Regions from separate parts of the Homo sapiens genome. Here region 1 is linked to region 2. Evidence: chromatin contacts called from ENCODE Hi-C or POLR2A ChIA-PET data. All regions are on one chromosome and are shown on one strand. The core of a region is the stretch at or near the end of the contact, and the rest is flanking DNA. Distances in the headings are between cores, read along the strand shown. Region 1 has its middle 19 kb from the start of C15orf39. Region 2 has its middle 30 kb from the start of C15orf39.

Evidence for each region. Hi-C counts contacts between places; a loop is a spot of excess contacts on that map. ChIA-PET counts read pairs that join two places held with the same protein, here RNA polymerase II (POLR2A). Pooled maps may share reads with other maps.
Region 1: a loop to region 2 is called in a map with no recorded cell type, with 5 times the contacts of the local background. The contact joins two enhancer-like sites. A Hi-C loop is called at or near these places in 8 of 168 maps with a recorded cell type or tissue (CD14-positive monocyte, Caco-2, PC-3 and 5 more), 5 of 37 single-sample maps with no recorded cell type and 22 of 50 pooled maps. POLR2A ChIA-PET finds 5 or more read pairs at or near these places in 23 of 52 experiments (A549, AG04449, AG04450 and 17 more).

The regions. Positions count from the first base shown.
Region 1 is chr15:75,218,193-75,223,126 of GRCh38, forward strand. No RefSeq gene overlaps it. Among named protein-coding and RNA genes, the nearest start is that of C15orf39, 19 kb to the left of the region's middle. RefSeq lists enhancers at 452-501, 1,312-1,501, 1,582-1,641. Within about 2 kb of position 1,384, at least 2 of the 41 ENCODE cell types and tissues checked have a DNase peak (open chromatin) inside an H3K27ac peak, as active enhancers do.
Region 2 is chr15:75,169,067-75,174,252 of GRCh38, forward strand. No RefSeq gene overlaps it. Among named protein-coding and RNA genes, the nearest start is that of C15orf39, 30 kb to the right of the region's middle. Within about 2 kb of position 2,050, at least 3 of the 41 ENCODE cell types and tissues checked have a DNase peak (open chromatin) inside an H3K27ac peak, as active enhancers do.

The DNA of each region.
Region 1 (4,934 bases), core at 134-2,633, 48 kb after region 2:
TCAAGTAATTTACTCGCCTTGGCCTCTCAAAGTGCTGGGATTACAGGCGTGAGCACCGCTCCTGGCCCTGAGACTGGGTAATTTATAAAAGAAGTTTATTTGCCTCATAGTTCTGCAGGCTGTACAAGCATCTGCTAGGCTTCTGGTGAAGCGTCAGGAAGCTTTTACTCCTGGCGGGAGGCAAAGAGGGAGCAGACGTGTCGCATGGTGAGAGAGGGAGCAAGAGAGAGGAGGCATCAGGCTCTCCTGTGAACTAATAGAAAACTCACTCATTGAATCACTTGAACCCAGGAGGTGGAGGTTGCAGTGAGCCAAGATCGCGCTACTGCACTCCAGCCTGGGCTGTGAGTGAGACTCTGTCTCAAAAAAAAAGGAAGGAAAGAAAGAGAAAAAAAAATTAGAAATTAGAAAACTCACTCATTACCATGGGGAGGGCACTAAGCCATTCATGAGGGATCCCCCACCATGACCCAAACACCTCACACTATAGGCCCCACCTCCAGCACTGGGGATCACATTTCAACACGAGATGTGGATGGGACAAGTATCCACACTATGTCAGAGGCCTCCCTGTCATCAGAGTCTTCTGTCCTCGGTTCAGGTGCATGCTGGCTTCCATGCCTGGCTTCCTAGGAAGTCATCTTGGCCCCATGGGGTTGGGCCGGGCCACTAGGCTGAGGGTTGGAGCCCTATCTCTCCTAGTCCCAGCCTGGGTCTCCATCACTGACTAGCCCGCTCTGCTTGCTGCATTCTCTCCACACCTGTTCCCTGTAGCCCAGGGGTCAGTCTGGGTGCAGGCCTGGGTAGAGGTCCAGGAGCAGATTCTGCCCCCCAGCTCATACCTCCTGTGCACCATGGCAGCCAAAATGCACCAGCATGACCAGGAGTGCTGGCTTGTCCCTGTAATCCCAGTGTTTTTGGGAGGCTGAGGTGGAAAGATCACTTGAGACCAGCCTAGGCAACATAGCCAGACCCTGTCTCTACAAAAAATAAAATTAGGCATGGTGGCGTGTGCCTGTAGTCCCAGTATAGCAGGACAAGCCGCAGACAAAACTTCGTAGACACCGAGTTGTAGAAGAAGGGCTTTATTCAGCTGGGAGCATCGGCAAGCTACTGCCTTAAAATCCGAGCTGAGTGCACAATTTTTGTCCCTTTTAAGGCCTCACAACACTAAAGATTTCACATGAAAGGGTCGTGATTGATTTGAGCAAGCAAGGGGTACGTGACAGGGGCTGTATGCACCGGTGGTCAGAGTGAAACAGAACAGAGCAGGGAGTTTCACAATGTTCTTCCATACAATGCCTGAAATCTATGGGTAACATCGGGTTCTAAGTCATGAGTTGATTTTTAACTACTAGGTTTAGGCCAGGCAGGCCCAGGCCTGGCTTTGGGCCTGGCGCTGGGCTGCCTGTCTTTGATTTCACTTCCTTGTTTTTTTCTTAAAACAGGTACTGAGTATAAAACAATATGAGAGAGCCTCTCTCTTCCCTCACCAGCTACTCAGGAGGCTGAGGTGGGAAGATTGCATGAACCCAGGAGGTCAGGGCTGCAGTGAGCTATGATTGTGCCACCACATTCCAGCCTGGGCAACAGAGCAAGACCCTGTCTCTAAAACAAGAAACAAAGTGCACCAGTGTGTGGATTCCAGCTTCTCCTGGTGTGTGGACATGACCTCACTCGGCCCCATCAGTGAGTGGGAGGCTGCCTGCTGTCTTCCAGAACGTTCTCATCACTACACCTGTGTTCCTCCTGCATTCTCTGGCAGGCTTTGTGAGGGGACCTGTCACCTACCTCTCTGGCTGCCCTAAGGCCCAGCTCAAACCTTCCCTGCCCCTGAGAACCTTTTCCTGAAGAGTCTTTTCCCCACTGGCAGGCCTTCTTATTTCAGAGCTTTTGGTAGGGTGAGTAAAAGGATCGACTCTCTGCTACCAGCCTGGGAGGAATTGTCCCTAGGGTTGGGTCTCTGGATGGCATATGAGGGTCTAGACCAGGACCCAGATGACTGTAACCTGAAGGGCAGGACCTCAGCTGCCCCAGCTTGACACAGCCCCTTGTCCAGCCTGACCTTCTGGGACAGGCCCGACCCCTGCATCCTTTGGTCTTGGTCCCTACTGGGAACTCTGGTTACCCTGGCTTACCTACTTTGACTCCAAAGGCAATGCTGACATCCCCCGTGAGACACAGTGACAGACTGAGACTAACGTAGGGTTACCTGGCTCAGAGTCACCATGGCCAGGCAGAGGTCAGGTCCTGGCCTGGTTCAAGATCTTCCCCAATGCCCTTCTAGCTCTGGTGCCCTGCAGGGTCTACCTTGGAGCACCTGGAGCCCGAGAAGCTGCCCCTCACCTTTGAGATCCCAGGGACCCCCTCCCTGATCATGATGAAGGCGGAACCAAACCCGCTGAGGTGCCTGAAGGAGGAAGGGTCAGCCTCTGCCTCCCACGGCCTCTCTGATGGGGAGGATGTTATCGCAGCAGCGTGAGCTGGGAGCGGAATCGGGAGGATAGGGGTTTTCTCTATGGGTAGCTCTGGGCTCCAGGGTGGAGCCCTTTTAACCTGGCCCCTCCCCTGTGACTCTCCTTGGCCCCAAGCAAAGAAAGCAGCTTGCCCGAGGTCACCTGACAGGTAGGAACAGAGTGGGACCTGGGTTCTTTCTCACCCAGCTGCAGCTCCCCCGGCTTGCCCCACAGCCCCTTCCACCAGGTGACACAGAACCTGGCAGGCTGTGCCCCATAGAAGAGTTCACTTTCCTTCTGGTGAGGGATGGGAACCACCTTGGGGCGGGAGGGATGAGGGGTCTGGGGGCTCTCCCAGCCCTGCCTCACATTTGAAGGATGGCATCTGGGTGGCAGCATGGTTTAGGCTACACAGGGCGGCCCCGAGGTTTATAGCCTGGCCTCGGGCGGATGCTGCCATGCCACCTTCTCTTTTGCACATCCTGACCTGGCACCCTACCTAGTTAAAGGTCCTCAGGTCTCCTGGGCATTGCCCCCACTCCCTGCCCAGACACAGCTGTCCTTGTCCTGGACTAATCTTCAGAGATTCTTGTCCAGCCCACAGCTTTGCTGGACATCGCAGGCTGGGCCAGGTCCCCTGCCCAGCACTAACATCTCTTTGTGAGTCTCAACCAGACTGAGCTGTAGCGTCAGGGTCAGGGTAGGCTCTGACTTAATTGATGGTGTCAATAAACCCCCAGGACAGGGGGGTTTATTGATGGTGTCACATCTGCTTACATTCTTGGCCTCTATGGTCTCTTTGGGGCATGATACCCCTCTGTCCCATGCTTAGGTGCCCACATGTGGCCACAAGTGCCTTTCCTACCACTATCCCTACTTGAGGCCGGTGTCCAGGAACCTGTGGCTCCAGGCAGAAGGCTGAGCGCAGAGCCAGGCCTGGGCAGACATTCCGCAGGGGCTGCAGGAGCTGACAGCCCTGACCACCCAGCCCGTGGCCATCCATTCCCCTTCACCGTGGCTGGCCCCTCATCCACCATCCTTCCAGGGGCCAGGCCTGGGCCCAAACTGACTTTTGCCTGCCCCAGTCCCCCTCGTGTTCTTGGCTGAGTGTGATGGTCTTGCCCGTTTCCTTGATTATCCTCAATCAGAGGTTTATAGAGCCACTTGGGGACATCACATCTATCTACCAGGTCCTCACCAGAGACATGACTGCCTTGGGCCGGGCCTGGGATAGTCAGGGGTCAGACTCACCTGTTGGGACCTGGCTTCAGCGGCTTCAATGTGGGCAATGGCCTGATGGGCGGCTGCCCCTTCTCCTCTGCTTGGGGGAGGTAGGAGAGGAAGGTCAGGCAGGAGATCTGCTTCCGGCCCACCTGACGCTGGTTGGAAGCAGGGCGCCCACCTGTGCCTGTCTCACCTCGCTGCAGGTGCATCGGAGGCTGAACCGCTCTCCTGATCTCCTGCAGGTGCAGATTCCACATTTCCAGTGGGTGTCGGGGTGGGCTCCAGAGCTCTCCTGGCCCTAGGGAACCCTGGGCTCCATGAGGCCTTGGCCTAGCCAGATTGTTTCCCACACTGTCACCTCCCCATACCGTCACCTCCTCAAACATGGGGCTGCATGCTCTGTGCCCTGGGTGGGACATTGGAAGGAGTTCCACCTTCCAGGTTTGGATCACAGTAAAGCCTCTGCCATGGGGATGTGCTGGCTGAGACAGATGGGGTTGAACCAGCCCTGTCACTTTGGCCTTGGGCAAGTCACCTGTGCCTTGCTTCCCTTTCCCCAGCAGCCAGACGGGGATAATAGCACCCATTTCACCCGTACTCAGGTGCTCACTTGTTAGCGGGAACTGAGTCCCAGAGGAGGTGCAGGCAGAGCCATCGAGAAAGCACTGCAGCTGGACCTGGGTCTGAGTCGCAGTTCCTGGCTGTGAGATGCGTCTCTCCCTCTGTTTATTCATCTGAAGGACAGGGCTGTGCTGTTCTGGGGTCACTGTGACAATTCAGCTGGCCTGTGTGAGTTGGTGGTGGCTTCCTGAGATGGTTTGAGGTGGGCTGGAGGTGTGTCTTGAATGCCCCCTCGCCTCCATGGGGAAGACCCACTTAGGGAAGACTCGTGGCTGTATGGAGGAACCCACGTTCCCTGCCCCCCAGCTGTCCTCTGTCCTTTCCCAGCCCCCTCTGCTGTCCTGCAGTTTCTGGCAGTGGCCATCCAGCTTGTTGGTCATCTGGCTGGTCCACTCTTCCAGGTGGACCCTCTCTCCTCATGTGGTGCAGGTCCCATTGCACCACCACCAGACAGGCCATGCTAGCCCCAGGGCCCCCTTTCCCTGTTACCCAGCCCCCACCCCCAGCTATGTGCCCCCTCCCTAAAGCCCACTGTGTCCACCAGCTGTGTTTGAACTGTCTGTGTGCAAGACCTCATGCAAAGCCTGAAACAGCCTGGCTTGTAGAGGGCCAGGAGACCAAAGCTTGAAGAGA
Region 2 (5,186 bases), core at 800-3,299:
TCTGACCAATCAGCATTCCTGGCTCACTGGCTTCCCCCAACCCACCAAGTTGTCTTTAAAAACTCTGCTCCCTTAATGCTGGAAGAGACTGATTTGAGTAATAATAAAATTCTGGTCTCCTGCACAGCTGGCTCTGTGTGAATTACACTTTCTCTATTGCGATTCCCTTGTCTTGATAAATTGGCTCTGTCTAGGCAGTGGTCAAGGTGAACTCCTTGTGTGGTTACAAATTTGGGGGCTCATCTGGGATTGCCCTTGTGGCTACCTGCCTGGGTTTGGTGGCCCCTCTCTAGCAATGGATCCAGAGGCCAGCCCAAGCGGCTGCCTAGTTCTTTTGGACTGGGGGCCGACTCTGGTACTCTACTGGTAGGGTGCTGCTGACCCAATGTGCATGGATTTAATTGTAGTAGAGAAACAGTCCTGGGGAGATGTCCCTCAACTGTAGCCCTGTCACAGGGTGTCTGTAGCCCCGTTGCAGGGTGTCTGGGTTGGCGAGTATCCTAGGCTCTGCCAATGCCTCCTTCCTTCTCCTGACTGGTTCTGTAGTTCCATGGTAGGGTGTCTATAGCCCCATTGCAGGATGGGGTGTCTGTCTCGGTTTGGCTCCTGGCAGGGGGTGGTTGGCTCTCCCTAACTAGTAGGAAGAGCCTTGGTTCAGGAGACCTCCACATTCAGGAAGATTTTGAGGTGATTTCTCAGACAAAGAATAGGATAGTTTGGAAGGGATACTCTTAGAGTTCTTGGTTAGGTATCTGATTCGGAAGGCCTTCTGTCCTTGTCTTTGTGTGTGTTTGTATATGTGGAGGGGATCTCAGAAGGAATTGCTGATGGACGTCCAGCAGGCCTACCTCAAAGAACCCTCCTTATTTGTCTGGTTACGTTCAATGAGCCCTGAAGAAAGCTCAACAGGCCTGTCTTGGGTGACTATCTGCTCTTTGCCTTGCCCAGAGACCCCATTGTGAATCATTCGGAGGTCATCCTTCCCCACCTGGAGTAGATCAAAGACAACAAGGACCAACAGGAAGAATGTTGAGCGTTGCCAGGTTGATACTGGGTGCTGAAAAAGGTGACTAATGTCTGTTTTGTTATGTGTATTTTCCTGGGATGGAAAATGTTAATTCGGTTTGCTCCTCAGGCAGTGCCTCCCATGTCTCTTCTGCAGGACAGAAACTTTTATCTAAATAGATGAAATAATTCTATTATATATTGAGTACCTTTATGTTGAATAATCCTATAATATGAATGATTTTGGAATGCCACCCATCTTAGCCTGGGTCATCTAAAAAACAGAGCTTGGGTCAAGGATTAAGGTGGCTGTGGAGGCTAAAGCAACTCCATCTTGGATGCCAACCTGCCATGTTGACTTCTGATTAACCCCTGTTCAAAGAATGCCTCTAAGACTTCTAATTTATCTACTGCTACCATAAACCCTGCTCCTAGGTCAAAACAATCTTATTTTTTGTTTTGGGGAGCGTAAATCCTCCCCTTAGGCAGATTCACATAATACTTTTGCCTTTCCCTGCAGGGCCAACTTCAGTTGTCCTACACATTCTTTCCCTATGGTATATAAGCCCTTGGTCTGGGGGATAATGGCAGGGCTCCACCATCTCCTCTTGCAGCTACTGAGACAATGGCTTCTGTGCCTAAGTTATTATTAAATGTTTCTTTCAGAGAAACTACATTTGTCAGCCTCTGTCTTTGGCCTCTCAGCTTCCTCAGCCTTTAGGGATAGGTTTACATAGGGCTGCTCCCCGGGAACAGTGCCAATACTTTATCTGGGAGATGCCAGCCCAGGATGGTGAGAGTGAAGAATGAGGGAAGTAAGGCCAGGGCAGATGGAATGCAAAGTGGCTGATGTGCTACTGTGCTGGCCACAGCTTCATGGCTAGCCTGGGTGAGACACAGCAGGTCGCTCAGCAGGCATGTCGCTCTGCATGGGGACTTGTCCAGAGGGATGCAGGGAACTGCACCTTGGAGCAGTCCAAGGAGAGAAAAAGGAGGGAGAACTTACCTTCCCAGTTCCTTCCCATCTCCTGTTTCTCATAGGTCAGGTTTCACCTGGCAGGTGCGGGGAGCTAACTCATCCATACTTTTGTGTTTCATCACCGAACTCCTCAGTAGCCAGTTTCATACCTTTTTTGATGTGGAATGTTATCCAGTTCTAAAAACGGAGGAGTGACCTGGCACTGGTCTTATGCCAATCAAGAGAAATGAAGCAGATTGCTGGGGGAATCTGAACAGGCACCCAGGGTTTGCATCTCCAGTTTTTGGGGCTCCAAAATTTTGGAGTTCCACAAATTACTCTGAGGCCAGTAGAGGTTGGTGTAATGAGTTCATCATGGGTTGACACACAGTTTCTCCATCTATGAAATGAGGGGGCTGGCTAAGGATGAGCTTCCTCCACATCGCCACCGTCCCTGCCCCCCACAGTTCTGTTTCCTGGGGAAGAAGGCCAGCAAAGGCCCAGCACAGTCACCTACTTTTCCCTACCATGTCGCCACAAACCACTCTCTCAACACAGCCCGCCAAGGCCCAAGAGTTCCATCCACATTTCCCAGTACCACATCCTGTGTACCAGAAAAAGCACACAGAAGTGAGTCAGACCTTCTCTCTACTATCTGATTGCTAATGATAATAATAGCCACCCTGTTTCCATCCTGTGGTATTGAGCGCCAGCTCTGTGTCCAACATCTACACATGAACATAAACACAGGCAACTTGTTTAATACTCAACTCAATCCTGAAGATATGCATCATGTTCCCATTTTACACATGGAGAAAGTGAGGCTCAGATACGCCCTGGGATTTGCCCAAAATCACTAAGGAGTACACAGGGCCAGGTTTAGACTCAAACAGCCTATGGTTTGAGTTTCTCTCTTATTTTTTTCTTTTTTTTTGAGACAGGGTCTCGCTCTGTTGCCCAGGCTGGAGTACAGTGGCATGGCCACGGCTCACTGCAACTTTGACCTCTCAGGTTCAAGTGATCCCCCAGCCTTAGCCTCCCCAGTAGCTAGGACTACAGGCATGTGCCACCATGGCCGGCTAATTAAAAAAAAAAAATGTTTGTAGAGAGGGGGGCTCTCACTATGTTGCTTAGGCTGGTCTTCAACTCCTGGGCTCAAACAATCTTTCCAGCTTTAGCCTCCCAAAGTGCTGGGATTACAGGCATGCGCCATGGCGCCCAGCCTATGGTTTGAATTTCTGTGGGGAAACCTATAGAAGAACATGCTGGAGAAGGCCCACTATTCCTTCACCATGTGGCTTTTATCAACATGCCATGGAGGTGGTTTGTGTCCACTGCACCTGCACACACTTCAGGACAAGGTTCCCCGGCTGCTTCCTGCCTGTATGTCTGTATGTTTCTGTGAGTGCTGACCTGCCCCAGTGAGGCTCCTGCCCTTCTTTCACAATGCAACACAGTCCTGAGAGCCATGGGCTGGGCCTGGGCTCCCAGCAGCGGGATTACCATCTGGACAGAGCTGGGGGTATGCAGAGTGGGGCTGCTTGCATCAACAGGCTGTGGGGGCGTCTCGTCCTCTGCCCACATTTGCAGCCCTCTTCCCTGGTGAGACACCCCTTCCAGCAGCTGGCCCAGAGCATCTGGCCACTCCTGAGAAATGGAAACTATACCTTCCTGGACTGGGGCCAGCGTGGTTTGAGAAGCGCCCCTTTCAAATTCCCTTTGTCAGGAAGTTGATGCCTGGGCCATCACTCATTCATGTCAAGGGAATGATTATTCTTGATACATGGAAATATTTCTTAAGCCAAAAAGCTGTTGTTCTAGATTTACTAAAACTAGGTCAATAATTTGGCTTCAATCCCCAGGACAAATATCAGTATGGAGAAAACTTTTACAGTTGTGGGTATTCTCTAGACCAACGAATGCAACCAATTATACATTGCACAGATGGGCAGTGAATTGAGTGTTTCAAAATGTTATCTTTCACCTGTTTAGAAACAAAAGGTCAATTTTTGGAAAGTATTTCTCAAAAAGAGAAAAGCGGCACCATGCAGATATAAAAATGGAAGCAATGGTGCAGATGGTGGATGATAAATTTCTGTAACAAAGGCTGTATTTTTTTGTTTGACAAGTTTTTGCCAAGTTGCGTGCATGCTTCCCCAAAGTAGGGGAGATTTCTGAGGAGGGAGGTGAGTCACCTGGCCTTTACTTCCCTCAAGGCACCCAGGTTTCTCTAATGTGGGGACTAAAAGACTAAAGTTCCTAAGGAATGATCCTGCTGGGCCACTCTTTTTTTTTTTTTTTTTGAGATGGAGTCTCACTCTGTCACCCAGGCTGGAGTGCCGTGGTGCAATCTCGGCTCACTGCAACCTCCGCCTCCCGGGTTCAAGCAATTCTCCTGCCTTAGCCTCCTGAGTAGCTGGAATTATAGGTGCATGCCATCACGCCTGGCTAATTTTTGTATTTTTAGTAGAGACAGGGTTTCACCATGTTAATCAGGCTGGTCTCGATCTCCTGACCTCAGCTGATTCACCCGCCTCGGCCTCCCAAAGTGCTGGGATTACAAGCATGTGCCACCATGCCCAGCCAACCTGCCCACCCATTCTTATCTCACTTGGATAACACATATAGTAAGGCCCCCTTCAGTGCAGCCCACAGACAGAGCCCTGCACTTGGAAGGGCCCAACCAAGCTTGGTTGAATGCACTAGGACCAAGCAGTACTTTGAAATTCTTCGTAATTTAACTTTGAATTTGTCTTTTTTTTTTTTTTTTTTTTGAGACAGAGTCTTGCTCTGTCACCCAGGCTGGAGTGCAGTGGCGCAATCTTGGCTCACTGCAACCTCTGCCTCCTGGGTTCAAATGATTATCCTGCCTCAGCCTCTGAGTAGCTGGAGCTGGGATTACAGGCACGTGCCACCATGCCCGGCTAATTTTTGTATTTTCAGTAGAAACGGGGTTTCACCATCTTGGCCAGGCTGGTCTTGAACTCCTGACCTCAGGTGATCCACCTGTCTCGGCCTCCCAGAGTGCTGGGATTACAAGTGTAAGCCATCATGCCCAGCCAAATTTGTCTTTTGTAAGTGAAGTCCAATGGGGTCATGTAGCACGTGCTGAGGGCTTGGAATCTTGGCCTGAAGCATGGTCATGCCTCCTGCCACCTCCATGCTTCCCTGGAATGAGTTCTTGGCTATCCACTCCCTCAACCTCTGGTGCCCCAGTGCCACC